Regions from separate parts of the Homo sapiens genome. Here region 1 is linked to region 2. Evidence: read pairs that join two places in POLR2A ChIA-PET (ENCODE). Cell type or tissue: B cell. All regions are shown on one strand. Region 1 overlaps DLG4 (discs large MAGUK scaffold protein 4). Region 2 overlaps TNK1 (tyrosine kinase non receptor 1).

What was found. ChIA-PET counts read pairs that join two places held together with the same protein. Peaks named below come from ENCODE experiments on the same cell type or tissue, not always from the same donor. Only the 100,000 strongest peaks of a DNase experiment are listed, where the experiment ranks them.
Region 1: POLR2A ChIA-PET joins it to region 2 with 7 read pairs; 1 of 35 experiments calls an interaction of 5 or more read pairs at or near these places.

What each region holds. Positions count from the first base shown.
Region 1 is chr17:7,203,908-7,206,407 of GRCh38, reverse strand. It overlaps DLG4 (discs large MAGUK scaffold protein 4), which reads left to right. Exons shown (of 20, transcript NM_001321075.3): 3 at 2,156-2,209; 4 at 2,341-2,400. Among named protein-coding and RNA genes, the nearest start is that of DLG4, 12 kb to the left of the region's middle. RefSeq lists an enhancer at 1,189-1,238. In B cell, no CTCF peak of the experiment used is centred here; DNase peaks (open chromatin) are centred at 1,137 and 1,207; H3K4me3 peaks cover 1,512 bases; H3K27ac peaks cover 2,429 bases.
Region 2 is chr17:7,383,117-7,385,616 of GRCh38, reverse strand. TNK1 (tyrosine kinase non receptor 1) reads right to left here. Exons shown (of 13, transcript NM_003985.6): 3 at 2,297-2,367; 4 at 2,001-2,192; 5 at 1,753-1,908; 6 at 1,364-1,647; 7 at 863-1,133. Among named protein-coding and RNA genes, the nearest start is that of TNK1, 3.3 kb to the right of the region's middle. RefSeq lists a silencer at 1,205-1,464. In B cell, no CTCF peak of the experiment used is centred here; a DNase peak (open chromatin) is centred at 1,286; H3K4me3 peaks cover 1,302 bases; H3K27ac peaks cover 951 bases; H3K27me3 peaks cover 724 bases.

The DNA of each region.
Region 1 (2,500 bases), 180 kb after region 2:
GGCCTCACCTGGGGAACAGGAGAAGCCCCAATTTTCAGAAGAGAGGGGAGTTGATTGAGAAGTGTAAGATTGTTACTTGAGAATAATCTTGAGGGTATGAAGGTAGGGTAAGGGAGAATGGTGATAAACTCTCTGGGGAATCAGAAATTGAGATGGAGTAGCTGGGTGGGGTGGCATGTGCCTGTAGCTACTCAGGAGGCTGAGGTGGGAGGACTGCTTGAGCCCAGGAGTTCAAGGCCGCAGTGAGCTATGATCACACCACTGCACTCCAGCCTGGGTGACACAGCGAGACCTTGTCTCTGGAAAAAAAGAAATTGGGATGGAGGATGAGGCCACATTGGTAAGGGATGGGGCTGGAGGGTGCGACAGGGCCAGGGAAGCGGATGGAGAATGGAGGCTGGGGTTGGAAGATGGATGTTGAAGGGCGAGACAGGGATGGAGATGGAGCATGTGGGATGCGGGCAGAGATAGGGATGGGAAGCAAATGAATGTCGTAGTGGATGAAGGTGGGTGTGCTGGGAAGGAGGTTCCAGGATAGGGATGGGGATGGGGATTGAGGATGGGCTATGGGATGGAGGACGGGCTATGGGATGGAGGACGGGCTGCGGGATGGGGGACGGGCTGCGGGATGGGGGACGGGCTGCGGGATGGGGGACGGGCTGCGGGATGGGGGACGGGCTGTGGGATGGGGGACGGGCTGTGGGATGGGGGATGAACACGTGGATGAGATTTTGGCAGTCAGTGACTGTTGGTTGGACAACAGCATTTGCTGATATGTGAAGGGTTGGAGGGTGGTGTTAATAGATTTATGGGTGTGAAATCTGTGATACAGCTTGAAAATGGTCGGTAGTTTGTAGGCTTGAGAAATAGCAGTAGGAGAGGGGAGGGACCCCTTTGGACGGGGAGAGCGGGAAGGAGACTGGGGAATCCTTGCGCTTGGGCGACTGCAAATACATGTTTCTTTAAGGAGGAAGTAGGTTGGGGACCCCGGAAGGAGGCTCTTGGCGGCCTCCCCCCATTGCCATAGAGACGTGGCTTCGGTTGCCCTGGCAATTGGGGAAGCCCCTAGGACCGGGCTAAAGCGGGCCCCGCCTGGGAGTCTAGAGACCAGGCGATTGACGTCAGGGACCTGGGCACGCCCCACTTTAACCCTTTCCCGAATGAAGTGGGGGGAGGGAGTAGATGAGCGGGATAGGACCCGGATGTCTTTCACCACTCCCAGTTCCTGACGTCCTTTGCACTGCGTAGGGTGAGGGGCGTAGGGGAGCGAGGAAGGCAGGTTATTCAGGATGCGCTGCGCCCACAAACCTCTTCAGCCCGGCCTCCTCTCGGCCTGGCTAACGTGGGGCGGGGCCCAGGGCAGGAGAGGCGGGGCTAGCGGATCCCTTCTGCGCTCAGGAGTTTGGTCGGCCCCAGGCCACGCCCCACCCCCCTGTTGTCCTGACGACAGGGCCTCCTGGAGGTGGGTCTCCCCGGGTCTTGACTGGTCCTAGATACCGTTGCTAGGCAACACGGTCCTTAGAGGAAGGGGTGGATTGGACGGCTGGTTGGTGAGACCGAGGGAGGGGCCTGCAGCTGGGGAACCCCGGATTCCCGGGGTGCAGGGTTTAGGGCAAATGTCTGTGAAAGTGAGGGGCAAGTCTAGGGGAGGGTTATGAAAATATCTGGGTAGATATGGGGGGTTGGGGGGATGGGGCAGGAAATGGGGACCAGGACCCGGTGGACATGATCCCTGGGGTGTCCATGTGTAGCACATAAGGCATGTAACACCCTGTGGTGTTACATCCGGTGAGAAGCTCCCTTCCCCCAAGCCTACCCCCCTCTCCCCACTCTTTGCCATCTGCTGCTCCCCTCTCCGTCTGGCTGTCTCCCTTCCCGCTTCTCCTACACCTCCTTCCACATGCAGGGGGCCCCGGGCTGGGCAGAGTTAGATCCTTGCGCGTGTGCATCTGTGCGTGTGTGTGCGCGTGCGCATGTGCACGCGTGTGCGTGTGTGTGATGTGGATTGAGGCTGGGCCCTTGAGCAGCTCTCAGGGTGGCGGAGTGGGCTTGGCTAAGAGGCTGAAAGGGTAGCCACGCTGATGGGACCCTCCGTTATGGGCTCCCTCTCGAGTCAAGGCTCAGGCTGCTTTTTGTCTCTTGTTTTCCCAAACAGGCCAATTCTCCCCCAGTGATTGTCAACACAGATACCCTAGAAGCCCCAGGATATGTGAGTTGTTTAGATTTTGGGGCTGGGGCCATTGCAGAAGGAAGGAGGGAGTAAGGGAGGGCAGCAGATGACGGGCAGGTGGTCAGACAGGAATGTCTGTCTCACTGCTTTTGTGTTTCTGTCCCGTGCTGGAGTTGCAGGTGAACGGGACCGAGGGGGAGATGGAATACGAGGAAATCACATTGGAAAGGGTGAGCAGGCTCCTCCATCGGCAGTCCCCGTGGCCTCCCGTCTGTACCTTTCTTTCTGCCATGTGGTCTGGGTGGCTAGCCCCTCACCCTGTGCCTTCCT
Region 2 (2,500 bases):
CTCCAGCTAGGGTGACAGAGCAAGACTGTCTCAAAATAAAATACTACTAATAATAATTACCTCATCCAGTGGTTGAGAGCATTAAATGAGCGAATCTGCATAAGCGCCCATGTAAAGTGCACAGTGCAGTGTCCTGCACAGGTCAAGTGCTCTACGTGTTAGCTTAACACGCCTTGCAAAGCCCTCCATGACACAGCTCCTGCTCTCTCTGTGGCCTCATTACTTCTTCTTCTTCTTCTTTTTTTTTTTTTTGAGACGGAGTTCGCTCTTTTTGCCCAGGCTGGAGTGCGATGGTGTGATCTCGGCTCACCGCAACCTCTGCCTCCCAGGTTCAAGCGATTCTCCTGCCTCAGCCTCCCGAGTAGCTGGGATTACAGGCATGCACCACCAGACCCAGCTAATTTTGTATTTTTTAGTAGAGACGGGGTTTCTCCATGTTGGTCAGGCTGGTCTTGAACTCCCGACCTCAGGTGATCTGCCCACCTCCGCCTCCCAAAGTGCTGGGATTAGAGACGTGAGCCACCGCGCCCGGCCTGCGGCTTCATTATTTCTATTTTCCCCTCCCACGCTGAGCCCTTCTCTTCCTCTGCGTGTCAACACGACTGCAACTGAGTGCTGTCTCCTCTATGCCCCTTTCCTGGCCCAGACACAGACCCCAGCCTTTCAGTCTGCATCTGTGTAGCCCCAAGCTGCCTCCCCAGGGCTCTGATCTCCCTGCAGGTAGGGACTGCATCTGTTTTGCTCAGAGCTGAGTCCCAGAGCCCAGCACAGACATCTAGATGTGTTAGTCTTCGCATGGAACCCTGGGAGAGCGAATGGAGGGAAGAGGGACTGTGTATCTGGTGAGGTCGGGGGTTCCCACCTCTTGCAGCAGCCCCTCCAGGTGGGAAAAGCTAGGCCGGTCGGCAGGGTGGGGGGCCCAGCAGCGCAAGGCGAGGGAGTAGAGGGCCCTGGAGCAGAGGGGAGGCCTAGGCAGCCGGGCTCTGTCCTCCAGCCGCTGCAGGATGAGGTACGGTGGGACCCCGGCCCAGGGTTCCTCGCCCCCGGAGAACATCTCCCACAGCGTCACCCCAAACATCCACACGTCCGAGGCAGACGAGAAGGCTCCGTGGCGCAGGCTCTCTGGGGCACACCTGCCGAAGGAAGTGGAGCTGAAAGGGGCGGGACACGTGCTCCTTGGAGGCCCACCCTCCACGGAGCACCCCCGAGTGCACCCATCTTTCACAAAAGTCCTCTTTGCCTAGGAGGATAACCCTTCTGGTCCAAGCCTCCCTCAGAAGCCCGGCCCCCTCCGATCTCCCTCGGCTGCTGCCCTCCGGATCCGCCCGGCTCAGAGCCCGACCGCCCGCGGACCCGCTCTCACCAGGCGTAGGGGATAGGGCGGGGCCCGCCCATGACGTAGCGGCCCCGGGCACCGCCCAGAGGCCGCACCAGCCCGAAGTCAGCCACCTTGATGGTGCGCGGCGACGCCAGCAGTAGGTTGCGCGTAGCGAGGTCTCGGTGCACCAGCCCGCGGGCCCCCAGGTACGCCATGGCTCCCGCCAGCTGCCGCAGGAAGAGGCAGAGCAGGGCCACGAGCAGCGGGGGTGTCGGGGCCGGGGCCGTTAGGCGCGCGTGCAGGGAGCCCAGTGGCGCCAGCTCCATCACCTGCAGGAGGGAACACCGCGCCGCGTGAGCCGGACCCATTGGACCCTGGCCGCCCACGCTCCTGCCGCACGGCTGTCCCGGGAACCAGCGGCTGGATCTGCTCACCATCTGCAGAGGCTGGCCCAGTACAAGGCCGTGCAGACGCAGCACGTGTGGGTGCTCCAAGTTCATCATGACCGATACCTCTCGCAGGAAGTCCCCCAGTTCTGTGCCCATCGGGCCTTCGGGACCTACCCGGAGGGACTTGACAGCCACTGGGACCTGGAGGTGGGGGGAAGCGCCTTTAGGCATTGCGGGCATGAAGAACAGAGGGGGCAGCTGGCCTGGATGAAGCGGGCTCCCTGGACACTCACACTCTTGCCACTGGGCAGCGTCCACAGCCCTCGGTGCACCACACCGAAGCAGCCTGAACCCAGCAGCTCCCCTCTGCAAACAGCACCCTCTGGGATCAGACACTTGAGGCCCCCCTCTGGCTCAGGGAGGTGCCGTGGGCTGTCCGAGGGCAGGGTGGGCTCCTTGTGCTCAGGGGCAAAACCTCCAAGGATCTGAAACAGGGATGGGAAATCCGGTATGCAGAGCCCTGCGCCCCCCTCCCTGCCCCTCAAGCCACCTCATTCCCAGGCCCAAGCTGCCCACCTACAACACACACCTTGTAGACCCAGTTCTTAGACTTAGGCCCAGAACGTAGCCTTTTCAGAGCTTCGGACAGTCTGCGCTGGGCTGTGGGAGGCCAGAATCAGGGCTGGAGTGGAGGTGGGTGTGGGGAAGAGTGCGGAGAGACTTACAGGGAAGAAAAGGGCTGGAAGAGGGTTGTGGTGGGGGAAGGCAACTGATAGGCTGTGGACAGAGAGAC